2 separate regions of the Homo sapiens genome follow, and region 2 is linked to region 1. Evidence: chromatin loops called from intact Hi-C (ENCODE). Cell type or tissue: Caco-2. All regions are shown on one strand. Links, peaks and the distances in the headings refer to the core of each region. The heading gives the core; the rest is flanking DNA.

The links. Hi-C counts contacts between places; a loop is a spot of excess contacts. Peaks named below come from ENCODE experiments on the same cell type or tissue, not always from the same donor. Only the 100,000 strongest peaks of a DNase experiment are listed, where the experiment ranks them.
Region 2: a loop joins it to region 1, with 7 times the contacts of the local background. A loop is called at or near these places in 2 of 110 quality-filtered maps.

What each region holds. Positions count from the first base shown.
Region 1 is chr3:34,568,263-34,579,927 of GRCh38, forward strand. No RefSeq gene overlaps it. Among named protein-coding and RNA genes, the nearest start is that of LINC01811, 410 kb to the left of the region's middle. In Caco-2, for the core only: no CTCF peak of the experiment used is centred there; no DNase peak of the experiment used is centred there.
Region 2 is chr3:34,674,379-34,686,043 of GRCh38, forward strand. LOC124909365 (a long non-coding RNA gene) reads left to right here. Exons shown (of 3, transcript XR_007095867.1): 3 at 2,048-3,086. Among named protein-coding and RNA genes, the nearest start is that of LINC01811, 520 kb to the left of the region's middle. In Caco-2, for the core only: no CTCF peak of the experiment used is centred there; a DNase peak (open chromatin) is centred at 4,903.

The sequences.
Region 1 (11,665 bases), core at 2,792-7,791:
ATGCCTGTAATTCCAGGTACTCTGGAGGCTGAGGCAGGAGAATCGCTTAAACCTGGGAGGCGGAGGTTGCAGTGAGCCGAGATTGCGCCATTGCGCTCCAGCCTGGGGGACAAGAGCAAAACTCTGTCTCCAAAAAAAAAAAAAAAACAAAAAAAATGTGTACATACATAAGTTACTGGAAAGGGGGTCCCAATGCAGACCTCAAGAGAGGGTTCTTGAACCTCATGCAAGAAAGAATTCAAGGTGAGCCCATACAGTAAAGGGAAAGCAAGTTTATTAGGAAAGTAAAGGAATAAAAGAATGGCTACTCCATAGGCAGAGCAGGGCATGGGATGCTCAACTAAGTATATTTAGTTATTTCTTCATTATATGCTAAATGAGGGGTGGATTATTCATGGATTTTCTGGGAAAGGGGCAGGGATTTCCCAGAAACAAGGGTTCCTTCCCACTTTAGATAATATAGGGTAACTTCTGGACATTACCGTGGCATTTGTAAACTGTCGTGGTGCTGGTGGGAGTGTCTTTTAGCACGCTAATGAATTATAGTTAATATATAATGAGCAGTGAAGACAACCAGTGGTCACTTTTGTTGCCATCGTGGTTTTGGTGGGTTTTGGCCGGCTTTTTGCTCTGTCTTGTTTTATCAGCAAAACCTTTGTGACCTGTATCTTGTGCCGACCTCCTATCTCATCCTGTGACTAAGAACACTTACCCTCCTGGGAATGCAGCCCAGTAGGTGTCAGCTTTATTTTACCCAGCCCCTATTCAAGATGGAATTGCTTTTGTTCAAATGCTTCTGACACATACATATATTTACTTAGTATACACCTAAAATATATTTAAAAATACACAGCTGAGTCATAGTATATAGGGATGTTCAGTTTTAGTAGATACTTCCAAATACTTTCCCAAAATGCTTTTGTTGTTTCATACTTTGATCAACAGTTTTGAAGCATTTCAGTTGCTTCATATTCTCACTGACACTTGATGTTTCCAGCCCTTTATTAAAATAAATTTTAATCTTTCTAATGAAGTAGTAATAAAACATCACTGTAGTTTTAATTTTTCATTTCCTTAATGACTGACCAAGATAGCTTTTTCATTCCCCTGAGCTGACTTAAACTTTTGACAGATTTCTTCCTGGTCTTAGGCCCCAGAACTGCTTTTTCTTGGAACATTTTTCTCCCTCTTTAAGATGTACAACTTCTTCCTGTCTCTTACCAGTCTTAAAACCTAGAAATGTCTTCCTCAAGGATCTGGGAGCCATATCTTTAAAATGTAATCATTAAGAACAGTGAGGAACAATGAGGCCTCTATCTCCCAATTTCTGAGGGAAGGTAAAGTGCTAATTAGCAAACACAGATGACCTAATCACATGGACTCCTCTCCCCACTAATGTCCTCCAGCACTTTTCCCCTAGCTCACCTCAGTGCTTGAAAAGTGTGCAGCCTTTAGTTTCAGAGGAGTTGAGTTTCATCTCTCACCCATCTTGCAAGTCTTGAATAGAGTCTTCCTTTCCTGTGTGACTCCATTAGGTGCAATTTTTCTTTGATATTACTCAACAGATTGAACGTGTTTATGCTTATTTATTGAATAATTGGATACTCTTTTATTTGTGAAGTTCCTGTTTGAGACTTTTTCCCATTTTTCTACTGTATTTTTAAATTTTTAAAAATTATTTGTAGGTGTTATGACTACCTGAATTTGTATCCTTGTTTGATATGAGTATTTCTCTCACTAAATTACAAAGTCACATTTTTACATAAATCGTGACCATATGTATACATGATCTGGTTCTGAACTCCTCTATTCTGTATAGCTTGTTTTCTTGCCATATACCAAAGCCATTCTATTCTTAATTCTTGGAACTTTATAAGATATTATATCTGTTAGTGTAATTGTTCTAAATTTGTTCCTTCACCCCAAATGGTCTTGGCTGTTCTTGGCCTTTTGCTTTTCCATATACATTTTAGAATCAGCATGTAAACTTATGCAAACACACATTAGCTGAGGTTTTAATTGAGATTACATTGAATCTACAGGTCAATTTGGGAGACATATTTTTAAATATTTCACCTTCCATTTCATAAATATGGCATGACCCTCCATTATTTTTAAGGTTTTGACTTTGCCATAAAAGTTTTTAGTTGTCTACAGAGAGATGTTACATGCCTTTTTATAGATTGAGTCCTAGGTATTTGGCATTTCTGATAGTATAGATAATAGTATTTTATTATTTTCATTCTCTAGTTGTCTATTGCTAGTATATATAAATATACACTTTGCAAACATTGACCTGTGTACATGCATGTATGTATTTTTAAATTTATATACATGTAAACATTTTCCTCTCTATATAACCATGCTGTATTAAAATAATGGTGATTTCATTTCTTTCTTTTGCAATCTCTCTGTCTTGCACACACACACACTTTTTGCTTTATAGTATTGACCTGAACCTCTAGAACAATACTGAATGGCATTCCTTCTTGATCAGAAGGAATCTTTAAATATTTAACCATTAAACATGTTTTAGTTTTTAAATTTTATTTGTTTTTGTATATATTCTTTATTATATTAAAGAATTTTATTCTCTTGAATTGCTAATCTGTTAAGATGTTCTAATGAGGACTACTTGAAAATCTGCTTTTTTGATTTTTTTTTTCCTTGATAAGGGCTTGTCTCTTTTCAGTTTGCTTTCACTTTTGTGGTACAATATATTAAAGACTCTGACTCAATTCTTTCATGTTAGTTCATATTTTGAGACCATTGAAAGCTGTACATGGTGTCTTAGCCATTTAGCTGCAACTCCCTTCTGGGCTGCTTAGATTCTTGTCTTATCATCAGGTAGAAATCACAAAAGGGGAATTTCTAGAGGAAACACTGAAAAGAATTTTAGGCTCGTAGCAATGTAGTTCCCACCTCTGGGATCTTGACTCGTCCATTTTTAACTGCCTTTGTTACTTTTAGATCCCTTCAGTAGACTTTTTAAAATGCAGTTTTTCAATTTTCTGAAGGTTTAGTGCTAGAAGCAAATTCTACCATTTTATTTAATTGAGAATTATATATGCTTCTACTGTAAATTCACCTCTGTGTTAGATACAGTGAATATTTAAAGACTAAGGAATTTTCCCCTTCCCAAGAAAGTTGTTATGCAGTAGGGGTATAAGAAACACAATAAAATGCATTACGTGCAAAATAGCATTGCAATCAGAGATTACAGGATTGAGTCACCCTGCTGGGAACACTTGTTAGGACACATGATTTTTACAACTATACTTCTTTGCAGGCTGAAAAACAATGGTTGCCTAGCTCAATTGATGTCATAGGTTAGCAACACGAACACCCTGAATTTGAATCCCAAATCTCACAAAATATTCTGTGTTCATGAACAAGCCAGTCAAGTAGAATTATATACTATGAAGGGTTGTAAGAAACTTAACAGATTATACTATTCAGTTCTTTCACTGAAGTTTCACACAGGCTAAAGTCACATAGCCAGTAGGATAGAAGCAGGAACAAGAATCTGAGGCTTAGCCTTCTTATGTTGTGTTTTCAAAATATTTTAGGTATGTAGTGACAATGTGTAAACATCAAAGGGAAAATCACATTTACATGTGGACTGAAGTTTCATGTCTTGGGAAATATTGATTGATTTCGCAATATTGAAGTGCAAATTCAAGCACTTGAAAACTGGTGATAGACTGCAAGAAAAAACAAAAAAAACCCAAAAAAACAAACAAACACACACACACACACCAAAAACTCAAAGTAAAATGGTTCCTCTAGTTTAATTAGAAACAAACCAAGATAAAACTACTCTTTCAGATTCCAATATGGTAAGCACTTTGTTCCTAGTCTTCCTATCACTGCACTTTGTCTCGCCAATTCATTTTTTCCCAGTTGCTATGGTTTACATTCAGAAATTTTGCATCTGAGTCATTAACATGCAGGCACACACACTCGTAATATATATAGAATCAAAATTTCACAAAGTGATATTTAGTCCTCCAGTATATGATCCAATTTGATATAGGTGATCTCATTTTATTTATTCTATTTCATTTAAAAATTATGCTGGCCTGGACTTACTACATTGATCTGAAGCAGGCTCAGACCTGCTGTCTGGAAAATACTGCTCTATATACTAGCCAGTTGTCTTTTCCAAATGTCAAAGGGTTGATTATATCAGCTCTGAATTAAAAACTTCCATTTTTAATCTCATTCTTCCCAATCATTGCACATATTGCAAAGTCAGAATCATTCCGTATACAAGGCTTTCTATGATATGGCTTCATCCCCCTTGCAGTCCTTAGCTGTACCATTTCTTCCAGCTTGCCTGATCTGTTTGATACAGTTTTCTACAAAGCCCCTTCCTCTCATCAATCTCAATATGCCTTTCAGTATTTGAGTTATGCCACCTTCTTTGGGAAACCTCCCATACTATCCAATCTGATTTTAATTTTCCTCCTTGTAAACTTACCACACTATAGTGGAATATTTAATGATGTTTATGCATTGAACACATAGTTTGTATCAGAGGCTGTTTATTGTGTAGTGCTTTGGTATAGATACTGATATAGTCCCTGTTGATTTGACGAGGGAACTGAGGCTTAGAAAAGTGATACAGTTGACTCAAGTAATGCTGCTGGTGAACTGAAGATGGGTGGCTTGAACCCAAGCACTCTGATCTCAGAGCTCTTTTAAACATCAAGCTATTTGAGGAGGTAAGGGGGTAAAAATGACATTGTGACCTTTTTGGTACTGTCAATCCAAGCTCATAATTTAACTTTCTCTCCGTAGGTTTCTTAGCCTCTGATTAGATGTGTCAGGAATTTTTTTTGTTTGTATTTTCTGAGTTCCATGGTTTCTCTCTATACTTCTCTAGTATGTTGTTTGCATATATGTGAGATGCATAGCCTAAGGGATCTGTATGGTATTATCTGAAGAGGTATTAGGTTGCTCATTGGACTTGTGGCTTTTAAAGTATGGCTAGTCCCATTCCTGGCTATTCTGGTGTTTGCTGCTGAAGTCTTTGCTGGAACTGGAGGTTTGCCTTCTTAGCTCAATCAGAGATCAGTAATTTTCTCTTATAAACTAATCCCCACAGCACTCTTGGATGTTGCAAAGGTCTCTGATCTTGGCTGTGTCTAACAGCTTGCTCTGGGCTCATCTCTAATGTCAGGTTATTTCACAAGAAAAAGCCACTGACTTTCAGCCATATTATTGTTTGCTTTATCAAGGGTCACACAGGAACTTCTCTAGGTATCCAAGCTATGTGAAAGCCAAGAGAGGCTTGAAGACCTAACAAGGCTTCTTTCTGTGTGACTATGTTATCAATGTCTATTTTTTATATTCTAGTGAACACTATTTGAATTCTATTTTAGAAATCTTTTCCTACCCAAGGGTTGAGAAGATATTCTCTTGTTTCATTGTAGGAGTTTATAGTTTCAGTATTTATATCTGGGTCCATGATCCATTCCCTTCCTCTATGCTTCCATAATTCTTTAATCTAGGAAGGCCAGGTTTAGGGCTTCCTACTTCCTCCTTCTTCTTCTTCTTCTTCTTCCTCTTCCTCTTCCTCTTCTTCTTCCTCTTCTTCTTCCTCTTCTTCTCCTCCTCTTCTCCTCCTCTTCTCCTTCTCTTCTTCTTCTCCTTCTCCTTCTCTCCTCCTCCTCCTCCTCCTCCTCCTTCCTTCCTCCTTCTTCCTTCCTCCTTCTTTCTTCTTTCTTCTTCGTATCCTTTGTCTTTACTTCAGGCATTGTGTAAAATTCTTTATGATTTTATCCACCAAGATGCTCTCTGGATATGTTTACAAGAGAGATAAGTGAACTTAGAAAAATTCCTTCTCCTTTGTAATAAAACCTGTCTGTTACATCTATTATCTTCCTATAAAGCTTTTTGCTTGTTTTAGATAACAAAAGCTATTTTAAAACTATCTTTTAAGATATGCCTCTTGCTCAGGCTGTCCCTTGTTCAAGGAGAAGGGAATGTAGACAGAATTTAAAAGAGAAAAAATTTATTTATATTTTTATACAATACAACCTCTATTACACAGAAGTTCCCCAGCATTTGTATAATGAAATAATTATTCATAAATGAAGATATCTGAAGGAGTGTATGAGAATCTGGCTGCACATACTAAAGGATAGTAGAATATAAAAATAGCATGACGAATAGAAACTCCATGGTGGAAGTAGAGCTACAGCTGGAATAATTACAGCTGTATTGGAAAGAAGGAGAACAGAAAATCAGCACTGATGGATAGTAATAGAAAAATAATTTAAGACTAGAATTAGGAGGCTAGTGTAATTGTGAGACAGAAAAAAAATATTGGAACAAGGTAGAAGCCAGGAACCTTACTTCTTCTCTAAAACCAATCTAACTGAAGTTTTCACATTTTTCTGTGTATTTCTATATTTCTATATATATTTCTATATATCAGTTTTCTGATATACAAAAATAGATATTATATTTTGATTATACCTCCAGAAAGCATTGTAGTGCTATAATACAATATAATGCTATTTATATACTAAGAAGCTAAAATGATGGTCATGGATAATATATTTTATTATTTTCATCAAATAAAATTTCAGCTTCTTTAACTCATTTATTCCAGAAATACTTGTGCATTTATTTCTCATCGTATAAGTGCTAGACCCATGAAATACAGAGTGATTTTAAAACATTGTTTCTTAACTGAAAATCGAAGAACCCTGCTACACAACTGGGCAAAATTAAATTACTGTACAAAGAGGTGTGATAAATACATTTATAGGTTATTAGAGCAGATTTCCAGAGTAGGGTATGATTAAATTGAGTACTAACTAATACATGTGAATTTGTCAAGTTTCTCCCCAAGTGCGTTTGGGCTGCATAGCTCTCCTGTTCCTATAATCACTCAATAATTTGAATCCAGAAGTAGCTATTTAGGTGGGTTTCATCATTGGTCAAAGGGAGATTCTTTGCAGTAGAGGAGCTAGGGAAGAAGGTGATGAGAGAAAAACTTGTTTTGTTGGGGGAAACATGATACTTAATTTGGAAATGAATATTGAATAACTAAATTTTCTCACCAAAATGAGTAAAGATAGAAGCTAGGAAGTATTCATGTGATAACTCTTTGGGACAGAAAATGTTATGTGATACACATAAAATATTATTTATATATATAATATTTTATATGAATGTTTCATATATATTCGCTATATAACAAGTGTCCCAAGCCTTTGGAAGATTTGAGTCAGCAAGGGAGTCCTAAAACAATAAAAGATATTTTTCTCTGTGTATAGATTAAAATCAGATTGAGAATGAAATTTATTTCTGCTTCTCTAGAATCATGACAGCAGAGTTTCTCTGTGGTTCAGAAATATTTGAAAAGAACAATAAGAAAGAATTTAATTCCCAAGTGCTTGCTTAGCAAGCATGATGCCAGTTAAGCACTGTTCTTGTGTCGTTGTGCAGATCCCCAGTGGACCAGAAGAGAAACTTCTTAATTAGATTTAAATGGTCCTTGTTTGCCAAGGTGCACTGTTCGGGAATATCTGGTGACTGGCTAGCTAAGCATTTGTTCTAGTTTTTGCCTCTTCTCTGTAGTATTCTGCTGAGATGTGACACTCTCTTGTTACTTTGCAGTTTCCTCTGACAACAGGTTAAGTTAGTCTGCCCCTGTCATATGTGGAACCTGATGGATGTCAAGGGATGAGACCAAATTAATTCAACAGGTGGCAGAGAACCCTGGGGGAGGAGAAACCTGCTCTGCGTGAATATGCTAATACATATTTCAGTGCATGATTATCATTCTGCAGTTCAGGAATAATTGAATTTGCATATCCCCAACGTTTAAGAATTGATTTCCTAAATGAGGAAATCTGGGGCATAATGACCATGTGCCTATGCATCACTGCACATTATTTCAGGATCCAAAGGAATCTGCAGAGAGTAAATTACTTAGTCCCCTTGGATAGATGGAATTTTCATGTTGTTTTAGGAAAGTTGTGGGCATTTTTTTCTCCTAATCAAATGGAATCATTCTCTGTTCTAAACATAGGATCGGAAGTGCCTTGGAGGCAGCTGCGAGGGTAAATAATTAGCTACCCTACTGCCTAGAGAAATAGTTTAGAGGTTTTTAGAGACTCTGCACAAATGGACTGGGATATTATGTAAAATTCGTTTTGGTTAGACTTTAATTTATCTAACTTAATATAATTATTGAGAAAAGCAAACTGTGGACAGTTAGGAACAAGGAATCAAGAGCTTGTGCAAAGGAGATTGGACATGACAGTTCTACTAAAGAGATAATGACAATTAAGTATGGCTGGATTTATTGCTGCCTTTTAACATAGCATATGTAGAGTTTGTTCTATATCCACCCCACTGTATCTTCAATTGTATCTTTATTATTCATAAACTTCATCTTTATCAGGATCAAAGTCCTGTGAATAAAGGTAAATAATCATGTGATATCATCATACTTCTACAGCATTTCCACATATGGCAAAATTTGATTCTGAATCTATTTCTTTAAACTCCCTGGCCATAGGCAGAAGATAACAAACCAGGACTCTGAGGCAAGAAGATTTTATGCTTTAGAGGACATGAAGGGAACAAAAATTTTAGAAGGCTATTTCTAACCAGCCTGGTGCTCCCTTAAGTGTGGTTCAGTTGACTCAAGCAGCAATGTAAGAAAACACGGTAAGGTTTATTATGGGCTGCTGTAGGATATTTAGGTTCATTCAGTGCCTCTGATGACTTTCAGACTTGTTAGGGAAGTTGAGTCACAGGCCTCTGTGTTGTAGGAGGCATGAAGAATAGATTTTGAAGGGATTGGAGATGGGAAAATTTGAAAGAGATATGACATTTGATTAAGTCATAAGTTAACAAAAAAATGGCTCTTGAGACTAACTCATTGGGAAGTAGCTCAGGTTGGGTGGAGATCTAATGGAGTTTAGTCATTAATATTTCAACTGAGCTTTAGTCACATCAGCACTCACATCAACCTTCTTTCTTGTGAACCACAAAACCATTTATTAGGCGAGCCCTTGCCAAGAGAGCTATATCATCTGTCTGAGAGGCTGACATTTAGTAGGTCTTTGTGACATATTCTTTTTTAAGTAGTTCAAACTACAAGTTGAAAACTGATCATGTTGTGGGGCATAGGACCTGCTGAAGAAGCTAGGGGTATTAGAAAAGGTGGGAATGGGCAGGGAGCCTAAATAAACATGCAGAGTCCCAGAAGTCAAATTAGAAGAGTGAAATCTGGGGAGTAGGAAGAAGGATGAAGTGCAGACAAATGATCTGTAGGGGGAATCAGATATTCAGCCCAGATTTTTTGACTGCCTCACAGGTAGAAACATTAAAGAGATGCACTCCTGACAAAGTTCCTAAAATCAGGCTCAAATAAGGTGCTCCCTTTTTTGTCCTTCTCAGTTCTTGACAAGCTTAGTGTTAAGATCAGATGAGGAGGATGACACAAGTAAGGTGTTCCTAAAAACCTTCTTTGACCCTATCTCACTTTCCAAGCTATCTCCATTTTCTCTGCCGTTCTTCATAGACAAATGTCTAGAAATAAGGAGTTTCTGCCTCCAATTCTCTGATTACTCAATATGCTCAGAAGCCTACCCCTTTCAGTTATCAGCTCATTCCAATTTGATGTCTTGTCACCACTCACCTGAAATTGGTTTTGAGTTGTTTCCAGACCCAAAGCACACTTCTTGATCCGTATCCTATTTAACATTTAGGTTGTAGTTAATATAATTTACCAGAACTTTGTTGAAACAGTTTCCTTTCTTGGGCTACACATCACACTTTCTCTCATTTGAGCTCCATTAATCCTTCACTAATCTCCCAGTTTCAGGGCTCTCTGAGCAATCTCTCTTCAGGTGATTTATTCATTCATTAGGTGTGAAAACCATCTGATTGTTATGAATTCCCAAATATATATCTCAAGGTAGAGCTGATTGTCTCAGTTTCAGACTCATAGTCAGTTTTTAATTTTATTTGCATTTGAATAGCTTACAGATATTTCAAATTTAACAAATCCAAATTTCTGGTGATGAATCCACCATTATGACCTCATTTAAACTTAATTAACTCCCAATGGCCCCACATCCAAATAACATAACATTAGAGGTTAGGGCTTCAACATATAAATTTGGGGAATGGGGACACAAACTTTCAGTCCATAACAATTGAATAGCTCAGACACAAGTACAGCATCAAGTTACCCAAGAACAGAACTGTTAGTTGGAAATGAGAGATTCCAGCCTCTTCATTAAGTTAAGGAATATTTCTTATTAGAAGTAGAGTTGGAGAAAGTTGGAAAAATGTGAAAAAAGAGACAAGTGTCTAATATTACTTTTAGACTCAGTGCAGTTGGATTGAGAAGCCACTAAAACCAGGTAGTGCCTTTACTCTTGTGAAACATTCTTTCTTTTAGAGAAATAATTCATTGTGATTTCTCAATGTCTTCTCTTCAACTTTAATTCTATTATTCATCTTTGTAACTTACGTGTGTAGTATAGTATATGGGCATCACTCTTCCCATTTTATAGTGGAAGAAATGGATATCTAGAAAAAGGTATAAATAACTTATCTGAGTTTTACTTTACATCAGAGACTAAGTTGGGAGGAGAATTGACATCCTCTTTGAAGCATGATACAGATTTTACCACTGTACGTTTCTCTCCCATAGTCCTTGACCATAGTCATGTTTATGATCCTGTCAGTCATTCCCTCTTCAGTGCTACTCAGGTTTCCATTGTCATATCCTGGACCTGGTTTCTTCCTCACTAGGACAGGGAAAACAACTCCAGATATCGTTATAGCTGTGCAATCTTGGCTAAGATATTTGACTGCTCTTAGATTTAATTTCTTTATCTGCAAAAATAATACTTTCAAAATGTTATTGCTGGTGCCTGATTTTCTATGATCCTGAAAAGTGACTTGGGAAAGGAAAAGTGTGGTAAATATGGTATTTATTACATCATTAATAACATTATTGACTGCCATCAGTGCCAATATTTGTGGTAATAACCATTTATATCAATACAAATTCAATAAGTACCTACTCTATGCAGAAAACTGGAAGACAAGAGTGAGTAAAATCTAGTGCCCCTCTAAATTAGGAAAATGCAATTACTCTAACACAGTAGCTGGCATTACAATTCCTCTTTGAAGAAGAATTAGAACTCATTGCTGGAGACATGGGTTTTTCTGATTAGGGATTCAGTTTGAACAGAGACATTGGCTAGGAAAGTTTCTAATATGCTCAGGGCACACAGATGAAAGAAGATGGACAGGTGGATGATTTGAGGTGGTTTGACAGTGATATGGAAGCTGGGTCTGCTTCATAGAGAGTCTTGTAATAAAGAGTTAGAGCTGTGGGTCTGTGCCTCTCAATCTGGACCACCGGCAATATGCCAGATAATTTGCAAAACCATGGTACATACCTGGCACATTTTCTTGAAGAAGCAATTTTATGTCATGATAAGCAATTTAAAACATTACTTTCAAATGAAAAATAATATTTTGTAGAAAAATACAATTAAAAAATTTTTTTATTACAGTATGTGTGAAATGTCAAAGTACTGTTGCAGCTGTTGTAAGCTAATTCAAGCTTTAGTCTGAGAAATGCTAACCATAATTCCTTTCCTACCACTGGGGA
Region 2 (11,665 bases), core at 2,480-7,479, 110 kb after region 1:
GTAGTCCCAGCTACTCAGGAGGCTGAGGCAGGAGAATGGCATGAACCCGGGAGGCAGAGCTTGCAGTGAGCTGAGATTGCACCACTGCACTCCAGCCTGGGTGACAGAGGAAGACTCCATCTCAAAAAAACAAACAAACAAAAACAACAACAACAAAATAACCTACAATATGGTATCATCGTATCCCAGTTAAAATGGTTTATAGCCAAAAGACAGGCAATAACAAATGCTGGCAAGGATGTGGAGAAAAGGGAACCCTTATACACTGTTGGTGGGAATGTAAATTAATACAATCACTATGGAGAACAGTTTGGAGGTTCCTCAACAAACTTAAAGTAGGGCTACTCTGTGATCCAGCAATCCCACTGGCTGAGTATAGACCTGAAGAAAGGAAATCGGTAGGGACTCCTATGTTTGTTGTAGCACTGTTTACAATAGCTAAGATTTGGAAGCAAAAGTGTCCATCAACAGATGAATGGTTAAAGAAAATGTGGTACATATACACAGTGGAGTACTATTCAGCTATAAAAAAGAAAGAATGAGATCCTGTCATTTGCAACAACGTAGATGGAACTGGAGATCATTATGTTAAGTGAAATAAGCCAGGAACAGAAGGACAGACATTATATGTTCCCACTTATTTGTGGGATCTAAAAATCAGAACAGTGAAACTCATGGGCATAGAGAGTAAAAGGATGGTTACCAGAGTTTGGGAAGGGTAGTGGAGGGCAGAGAGGTGGATGGTTAATAGCTACCAAAAAAATAAGAAGAATGAATAAGACCCACTATTTCATGGCACAATAAGGTAACAATAGTGAATAGTAACTTAATTGTACATTTTAAAATAACTTTAAAAGTGTAATTGGGCTGTTTATAACTAAAGGATAAAGGCTTGAGGGGATGGATACCTCATTCCCCGTGATGTGCTTATTTCACATTACATGTCTGTATTAAAACATCTCATGTACCCCATAAATATATACACCTACTATATACCCACAAAAATTTTAAAAAGAAAAATAGAAATGTGCATTTATACTGTCTTTAAAACTTACATTATTTTCCCCAAATCCCTACCCTTACTAGATGTTTTTTTGTGACTCTTTGGTCAATAACTGATTACATAGCCACCTTTGTCTATAAGGGAATCTAGACAAGCTGAGGGCAGGTTTAACAATATTGGCTTAGACAAGTCATGATTTGTCATCACTGGGTGCTGGGCACTTTGGTGCCATCCATACTCTCATTCTCTCAAGTTGTAATTCTATTAACTAGGAAGATAAAGGGGATTGTATGTTAGGTAAGGAGAAAATAGTGCCAGATATATTGTTCCTTAGCCCTCTCCTCCCACCCCCAGCACATAAACAAAACATACTGTGTACTATATAGTCTTAATTTCACCTAGAGAAAATCCATTTTCTAATTGTTTACTGTTCTACTCAGTAAGTGAAACTTACTTCTCCGTAACAAAAAAGTTCTTGCTCAATTCTTAACCATAGTCAATTACTTCATTTACATGAATTCATAGCATACCACTGGTTTTCTCCTTCAAACCACAACTACTGTTTGGAACTGGTATTGAAGTTATTGAGTAAAATTATAAAGAGCATGTAGAAGACTTATGAACCGAGTCTAACTTTACTTAGAGAAGAGGAAAGAGATTGCTGGTCCTGGTTGGGATGTTTTACATTAAAGGCAGGCAGAAGTGCAGAAGGACTGGGGCTCTTTGGAACACAGCTACCTTTTCTTTTTTGTGAAAGAACCAAATGTGTTACATTTCCATTAAAATGGAAAAGTGGGAACACAAGGAATGAGACTTCATTAGGCTATTAGTTTTATACCTAAAATGTTCATACAGTACACTGTGTCTCTACATACTGCCATACCGACCCATTTATTTTAATACCATCAATGTTTGAACACCAGGAGTTTGATCCTGTGGGATATTTGATTGCACACTTGCAAATACCAGCAAGCAAGGTTTATAATTAATCAATTTCAATAATGACCCCCAATTGTTTACTTCTTGTATCCATGTCCTGTGCAGTGTGATTTGCTGCTCTTACCATTAAGAGGTGAAATCTCTTTCCTCGCTATTTGAATATGACTGTGCCTGGTGAGTGACACTGAACGAAAGAATGCAGCAGAAGTGATGGTGTGCCAATTCCAAGTCCAGGCTTTACTCTCTTGAGATTCTTGCAAACAACGATGTGTGCAAATCCAGGATGGCCTGCTGGAGGGAGACAAGTGAACCATCACCATCTTCACCCTGACCAACAGCCAGCCAATCATTAGACAGGAGTGAGGACATCCTAGGCCAGCCACTGACCTGATGACTGCAGATCCATGAGTGAGCTCTGCTCAGATCAGCTAAATATGGCTGGCACCAAAAGAATGACTCAGCTGACCCACAGATTCATGAGTTAAATATGTCCCTTTTGTTTTAAATCACTAAGTGACTTAATGAGTGATAAATGGCATAGGGTTTAAACTATCTTGTTATGAAGAAGAATAGTTGAACCACTTGCTCTGAGTAGAAGTCAATGTAAGTCACATTTTCAATAAAAAATACAGGTTTGTTGTTATATAACTTAAGGTAAATGTGCTGGCCTAAATTATCTTTCCACTCTACTCAAGAGAAATTACAGTCTGTATTTCAAGGTCATTCTGATCAAATTCTCAAAGCCAATAATGTCTCAAAAGTACTTGCAAATATTAATATATTTTTATTTGATTTTATTAGTCATATCAAAAATCACTAAATACTTATGAATATTATAAAATTCTTGAGCTATTTTCCTTTTAAATTAAAACTTTTTAGTTTTAAATATATTACATGTTCATTAAGAAAGAAAAATGCAAAAAAAAAGTGCAAAGAAGAAATTTTTGAAAAAAAGCCTATAATCCCATTGAGCCACAAAGAATTGTTTGACATTTTAAGCTGACTTAGAGTTTCCCTAAATGGTTTCCAAATACAGACAGGGTCCAACTGGCCTCCTGCAGATAGAAATATACTCTATATGCAAATGAGAAAACTTCTGAATTTAGTCTAAAATATAGTATAGATATCTATCATGCATACACACACACACACACACACAAATTCACACAATTACCTCCTCACAGAGGTTCCTCATAGACCTTTTTTTTTCTTTTGGGGGAGGAGGGGTGTTTGTTTGCAGCAGTAAATCAGAATAGAAAGCAGCAGCAGTAAAACGTTTTATCACCTTCTGCCTGTGATTTGAGTGCCAAAGATAATTTTCTAAGTTTTTAATCAAAATTTTGAGGGTTTTGTCACAAGCTGACCCACAAGTTCTAGAATAAAATAATGTCAATAACTATGTTATTTATTTTTTGAGTGCATAGTATACACTAGATCTTCTGTTGCAGTCTCTACATTTATAATTCTGTTTTTCTCTAACTAACACTCTGAGATAGGTAATGTTATTTTTATTATTTCTTTATCTTATAAAGGAAATGAAGCTTAAGAAGGCTGAGACACCTTTGAACATTTTATTTTTAGTAAATATTGGGGCAGGGACTTCACCCAATGCAACTCATTACCAGCCTCATTCTGTTTGCCATTCAGCTACAGGGCTTCTGGGGGTCCCAAGATTCCAGAGGGGTGTCATTGTTGAATTTTGTGTGGTTCTATTTAACAAAGAATGTAGGATTGATGCAGAATATATCTTATCAATCTTATTATGAAAATTCTTCTATTCAGGGTGCCTAATACATTAACTAAACATGTGTGATCATAACTATATATATATATAAAGTTTTGTATTCATATAAAACATCATGTTTTTATGCTTCCTTTGGATGACAGTAGGTAGATCTTATTTCTATAGCCTAAGATCCAAAATGCATAGTAGAAATAATACTGGACATGAAGTTGCATGGACCTGGGTTTAATTTTTAATTCCTACCAGTTCAATGAGATTATGGGCATGTGTGTTTGTTAACTTTCATAGACATTAGTCCAACAATAGATGCAACTCTTAGAACCCTGGAGGTGGATTCTCAGGCACAGTTTTATCTCAACCAGAAATCACAAACCAGTTGACTTAAATTTGCATAATTGCTTGGTTTCAGCATTTAACTTTGACCTATTTGATGTTAAATAGTAAAAAAGAAAGAATAAAAAGAAGGAAGGTACATAAAAGGAAGGAAGGCAGGAAAGGAGAAAGGAGGGAGAGATCTTGAACATATGTGGAAGCTCTAGAGATTTCACTTAAACATCTGTGTGTCTAGGTTCTCTTGAAATACAGAATATCAAACAACACAAGCACACATTCCATTAGGCAAAAAACAAGTAGAGAAGTGGCCATTTCCCTAGTTTGGGCATATGATCACTATTGTGTCACATTCTTCACTGGTTCCTTTTATCTCCCAGGCCCTAAGGCTAAGTGGTAAATGTCAGGCATTGCCAAGTGTGTGCCTAACACCTCTTCTGGTGTTCCAGGCCTTAGGGTTTGAGACATAAATCCTAGCTAAATCCAAAATGAGTAAGAAAAGGGTTATATTACTGTCTTACTGTAAGTACAGTACTTTCTCCTTTCCTTAGAATTATTAATTACCATTACTTAGAGAGGTAATTGATCTTTTTTCTGCTGCTCCTCCCAACCTGCTCAAATAGAAATTATTTTTATTTAAAGACTGGCCCTTGGTTTCACAAAAGAAGTACTCTATTGAAGAAGGAATTAGTGAAATCAACAACTCTAACCTAATAGTAGTAGTAATAGAAATTTTAAAATCCTCTTAAAGTTGCTGCAAAGGGTGACCCCTCCTTACACTCAAGTTAAAAGAGAATACTAACAGCCTGTCTTCTCTCTGTGGACAGTGGACCTTATCTATACTCTCCACCTCCACATTCCTCAGCATTTATTATGGGCCCAGTGAGTTCCTGCCTGGCTGCAGGGTCACAAGACTGATAAGTTTAGGTTGCAAGACATGTTTCTCTCAAGATGTAAGAAATGTTGTAATGCTGCCTTTTTTTCTTGCTTCTATAACTTGCATCCCACCTCACGTAGTTCCTGCCTTAAGATGTTTAAAAGTAGGAAAAGTCCTTTGTTCGGGGTTCAGACTTTCTGGATGTATGTCTGGCTGAGTCAGTGATCACCTTGATTTGATAAACTCTCCTGAACCTTTTTCAGTTTCTCCAGTCTTTGATTGTCCCATAATATTTCTGCGGGCCCGTTTGGGATTGGAGATGGCCTATTTTCTATCTTCTTTGCCTGTGGGCTAGAGCCCCACGATGCAGGAGACCTGGGGTCCTTGGTGCCACCAGGAGAGTTTCAGCCTGGAAGGGGAATGTCCCTCCCTCGTTCCAGAGCCCTCCCCCGACAGCACAAATGGAACTGGTAGAAAGGGTTGCAGGACAGTCACGGGAGCAGCACATAGACATCTGAACCGTGGTAAGGTTTTGGCCCTAAGGCAAGACCTGTCCCATAAAGATGGAAGGGGAGCCTGATCACCTGCCAGGGTATGAGGACTAGTCTGACCTGAGGGGGTTGGGACAGTTGGAGAAGGCCATTGATTTGGATGAAACTCACACCCTAACCGACACCAGATGTGGGTGGGGCTCGTGAGTCGGTCAGAAAGAAAAACTGTTTCAGGGATGGGGAGGTGTGTGAAAGTGAGTGAAAGAGATGGTCCTGGGAGAGACCAATGTGGGGCGTGATGTGGGGAGACACAGATCTCTTAGTGTGTACTGTGTGCTCCAAGGCAAGTGTGGGAAAAACCAGACCTATGACACTGCATACAGCCCATAGGACCAGCTCTATAGCTGCAGCTAGCTGTGACAGGCATGCTCCTGGCTAAGCAGAGTCTGAACCTGCTGTAATAGGACCTGGTCTGGTCTGTCCAGGAGTGAAAGTGAGAGTGAAAGTGCATCACAAAGGGTGGAATGGGAGGAAAAGCATCAAAGCCTACTCCATTGGAGTGGATGTTGGAGAATTTCAAGAAAGGTTTTAATGGATATTATGGAGTTAAATTAACCCCTCAGAGATTGAGAACTCTCTGTGAAATAGATTGGCCTTCTTTTAGTGTTGGGTGGCTGGCCTAAGTAACGATAGACAGAGAGATAATTGGCCTTGTGTTTAGGGTCATAACCAGAGTCAAAGAACAGCCTGGGTACCTGGACCCGTTCCCATACATTGACTCCTGGCTGAGCATCATTCAAACTCACCCCAAGTGTTTACAAGCCTGTTATGAGACTTCCTGTAAGACCCTGGTAGCTCGTGCCAGATCTGAGGTAGCAAAAGAACCTAAAGGGATGGTGGAAAGAAAGGAAAAGCCTTAAGGAAAACATAAAAAACCTGTTCTGCAGGCCTTGCCCGAGAAGAGGGAGTTTCCACCTCTCTATGTCCCAATCTATCCATCTCTAGCAAGGCCAAGGCAAGATGCTGCACAAGCGGCCCCTGAGGAATCAAGTTCAGAGGAGAGTGAGCCTCAGGCATCACCCCGCAGGGAAGAGTCAGAGCCCCCTACCTATAAAGACTAAAGAAGCACTTCAAGGTGACGGGGCAGGCTGTCTCAGATCCGGCCGCACCCAAGCCATGCAGATGTTTCTCCAGGAGACAAAAAGCCAAATTTATCATGCTAAATAAGGTCAAGTACAAGGAGAGCAATGCCTTTTGGTTTACAAGCCTTTCTCCACCACTAACCTCCTTAACTGGAAACAGCATACACCCTCCTACGCAGAGAAGCCCCAGGCCCTCATGGACTTGATGCGGTCCATCTTTGTGACTCTTAACCCTACCTGGCCTGATTGTCAGCAACTACTTTTAACATTGTTCAATACAGAAGAATGCGGGAGAGTTGCTCAGAGAGCCTTACAGTGGTTAGAAAGCAATGCATCTGAAGGCAAAAATTATGTCAAGTGGTATGCACAGGAGAGGTTCCCAGAAGCAGATCCAAATTGGGATCCAACCAGGCAGAACTGCAAAACCTGCAGAGGTATTTGGAGGCACTTCTTAATGGAATAAAGGCTGGAGGGAAAAAGGCAATGAATATGGGAAAGGTCTCAGACGTATGCCAAAAGGCTGATGAGAGTCCCAGTGAATTTTATGAAAGACTCTGTGAAACATTCCAGCTTTATACACCATTTGATCTGGAGGCTGTAGGGAATCAATGCATGGTTAATGTGGCATTTGTGGGCCAGGCACAAGGTGACATTAGATGGAAGCTTCAGAAGTTGGAAGGTTTTGAGGGTATGAATATTATCCAGCTCATTCAAGTAGCTACTAAGGTGTTTGTTAATCAAGAGGAGGAAATCAAGAAAGGGGCAAAGTGCATAAGCCAAGGGAAAGGCTGATTTGTTGGCTGCTGCTCTGGTTGAAAGAGAGACTGGTTTTGTGAGAGGACGTGGACATGGTCATGGATGTGGTCACGGGAGAGGACAAGCTAGGCCAGGGTTTGAAGGCTGGCCTAGGCTTGAGAGGGATGAATGTATGAGATGCAAACAGAAAGGGCATTGGAAGGATAAATGTCCAGAAAGAGAAAAGGAAGAAAGCAGCAGCCAGGGACCTGATGCCCAGCCAAGGACTGCAGCCTCTAGCCATTGTTCTAAAGCCAGACGCTGATCTGGTTGGCTTAGCAGGAGTTGAGGAATATAAGGACTGAGACAGACTGGGATCCATCTCTCTAGGCCTCCAGGAACCCCTGGTCTCCATGAAAGTGGGAGGCCAACAGATGGACTTTATGGTAGATACAGGTGCTGAACACTCGGTGGTGACATGGCCCATTGGGCTGCTTTTTAAAAACTATGCTACTATAGTTGGGGCAACCAGACTATCAGAGAAAAGGCCTTTCTGTCAATCCAGAAGGTGTGTCATTGGAGGACAAGAAGTCCAACATGAATTTTTATATTTGCAAAATTGTCCAGTGCCCTCGTTAGGAAAAGACTTGCTCCAGAAATTGTAAGGACAAATCTTTACACCAGAAGGGGACATGACTCTAAACCTAGGTCAAAGAAAAGCCATGATAATGACCCTTACTGTCCCAACAAGAGAGGAATGGAGACTCTATGAGAGACGCAAAATTTGTAAAGATGCATTTTGACAGTGGGGAAATGAGGCAATATATGAGGAATTATTTCTCAAGCTGCCAGGGGTCTGGGCAGAAGACAATCCCCTGGGGCTAGCCATAAATCAGGCGTCCGTAGTGGTGGAACTGCTGCGGGGCAATTACCCAGTGTGAATCTGTCAGTATCACATGCCAGTAGAAGCCACCCATGGGATTATAAAGCATATAGACTGGCTCCTTAAATTTGGATAATAGAAAGATGTGCCTCTTCTTGGAACACTCCATTGCTACTGGTGTTAAAGCCCTCTGGGGATTACCGGCCACTACAGGATTTGCAGGCAGTAAATAAGGTTGCAGCTACATTATATGCCATTGTGCCCAACCCATATACAATGCTTGGGCAAATTCCTGCTGATGCTGCTGGGTTTATGTGCTTATACATAAAGGATGCATTATTCTGCATTTGACTAGCTCTTGAAAGCCAGGGCATCTTTGCCTTTGAGTGGAGCTCATCACAGTATACTTGGACCAGGCCTCCCAAGGATTTAAATGCTCCCCAACCATTTTTTTGAGGAAGCACTAGCCTCAGACCTGAAGGCTTTCGTGCCACCAAGTGACCGCTGTGTCCTCTTTCAGTACATGGATGATTTATTGTTGGCTGCACCCACAAAAGAAGAGTGCTTTCAAGGCACAGAAAGCCTCCTTCGTGTTCTGTGGAAGGCTGGCTATAAGGTATCTAAGGAAAAGGCACAAATCTGTGGCCAAAGAGCAAGGTATCTTGGCTTTAACATCTCTCAAGGGCAGTATGAGCTTGGACTTGAGCAAAAAGGGACTGTGTGCGGCATTCCTTGACCTGACACTAGACAACAAGTGTGGGAGTTTATAGGGGCAGCTGGTTTCTGTTGCATTTGGATTCCAAATTACTCGCTCTTGGCAAAAACATTGTATGAGGCTACCAAAGTGGGGGAAAAGGAACCCCTCCTGTGGAGGAAAGAACAGGACATGGCCTTCAAAGAAATCAAGAAGGTTTTGATCCAGATCCCAGCATTAGGACTGCCAGACATGATAAAGCCTTTTTACCTATATGTCCATGAAAGAAAAGGAATAGTTACAGGAGTCTTAGTACAAACACTAGGGTCATGGTATCGGCCCATGGCATATTTGTCCAAGCGACTGGACTTGGTGGCTATGGGATGGCCACCCTGTTTCAAGGCATTGGCAGCCACTGTCCTGTTAGTGGAAGATGCTAACAAGCTCACATTTAAACAAAGTTTAATAATTTGGATGCCCCATGCAGTCGTCACCCTGATGGAGCAGAAGGGTCATGGCTGGCTTTCTAACACTAGGATGTTAAGATATCAAGGGTTTTTGTGTGAAAACCTGTATATAACCTTGGAGACTGTGAATGCTCTAAATCCAGCCACACTGCTGCCAATAGAATGGGTGGAGCATGGAAAGTCCCGTTGTGTGGCCCAGGGTATCACTGTTTTGTGGAAACAGTGGATGAAGCTGAAAAGACTTAAAGAACCAGCCCTTAAAGGACCCAGATGTTGAATACTTTACTGATGGAAGCAGCTTCGTATCTGAAGGAAGACTGGCTGGATATGCAGTGGTAACACTGAATTCAGTAGCCAAAGCCTGCCCTCTGCCGGTTGGAACTTTGGCCCAAAGAGCTGAGCTAATAGCTCTCAATAAAACATTGCTCTTGGCCAAAGGAAAGTCGGTATACATCTATACTGACTCAAGGTATGCTTTTGCCACTCTGCATGCCCATGAAGCCATATCTAAGGAAAGAGGATTATTAACAACTGAAGGAAAGGAAGTCAAAAATAAAAAGGAAATAGAGCAGCTCTTAGAAGCTGTATGGGCTCCAAAAGAAGTAGCAGTCATCCATTGCAAACGGCATCGAACAGGAGGAGGTGATGAGGCTAGAGGAAAAAGAAAGGTGGACAGAGAAGCCAAAAGAGCTGCAATGACAGACGTAACTAAGAAGGAAGAGGAAACCCTTACCACGCCCTTACTGGAGCTTCCCCTTACAGAACCCCCTAACTACTCCTCTAATGAAAAGGCTTGGTTTGAGCAGGAGAGCAGAAGTTACCAGAAAGGAAGTTTGTGGAAGTTCTCAGATGGGAGACTTGCCATCCCAGAAACAATAGCTCCCCAGTTCATAAAGCAATTTCATCAAGAAACGCATATGGGAAAAACCGCATTAGAGACTCGTGTAGGATGGCATTTCTATGTGCCGTGCCTAACTGCCATCACTCGAGCTCTTTGTGAGCAATGTTTAACTTGTGCCCAAAACAATCCACAGCAGGGGCCAACATGGCCCCCAGGGATTCAAGAAACTGGAGCTACACCCTGTGAAAACCTGCTTGTGGACTTTACCTAGCTGCCTCGAGCCAGAGGTTACCGGTACATTCTAATGTTTGTCTGCACTTTCTCAGGGTGGGCCGAGGCATTTCGCACCAGGACAGAGAAAGTTCGGGAAGTAACCAGAATCTTATTAAAGGACATTATTCCTAGATTTTGACTGCCTCTAACTTTAGGACCAGACAATGGCCCAGCATTTGTGGCAAAAATAGTACAACAGCTAACGCAGATGTTAAAAATCAAATGGAAACTGCCAACAGCTTATCTATCGCCCACAGAGTTCTCAAAAGTTGAAAGAATGAACCAGACACTCAAACAGCTGTTAAAGAAGTTTTGCCAAGAAACTCATCTAAGGTGGGATCAGGTGCTGCCCATGGTCCTTCTCCGAATCAGGTGCACCCCTACTAAATTAACTGGGTATTCACTCTATGAGATTGTTCAGCCGACCACCCCCTATCATAACTCAGATAAAAGGAGATTTAAAAGAAATTGGGGGATTAACCTTAAGAAGGCAAATGCAAGCCTTAGGTGAGGCCGTGCAGGAAATACAAGGGTGGGTAAGAGAAAGGATACCTGTTAGCCTCACAGATGCAGTACATCACTTCCAACCTGGAGACTCTGTCTAGATCAAATGATGGAACCCATCCACTTTAAGGCCTTTATGAGATGGTCCCCATATTGTGATCTTGTCTACCCCCACTGCTGTTAAAGTTTCAGGTATCACACCTTGGGTTCATCATAGCTGGCTGAAACCAGCAGTAGCCACCTCCCAGGACCAGTGGACCAGTCAACAAAACCCAGACCACCCGACACGGCTGATCCTGCAGTGAAACCAAGCTGCTGCTGACAAGGACAACTGCCCTGCTCCGACCACACTGGAGGCTGGTCGGTCCATGCATGGCTGAAGCTTGAGGAAACATGGAGCCTTGTTCTAGTCACACAACTGGAAGCTGACTAGTCTATGCACAGCCAAAGCCTGAGGAAGTCAACAATAGACAAGAAAATGTGGATTAAATTTACAAACATAGTTATATTCTTACTTGTACTGATTGTTTTGCTGTCATGATATCTTTGCAAATGCTGCCAAACTTGTTATCCAGAAGGGTGCCCGTGCATAGTATAAGTAAGTTTAATTATATTAGTAATACTGAAGCCACTGACACTTTCACCTATGGTTATAAAAGGGGACCAGGATGCCTGTCATCACTGTATGATAGTCACACTTTTTCCAGACCAGCTTCTAAAACTCTGTTATACCAGACCTACT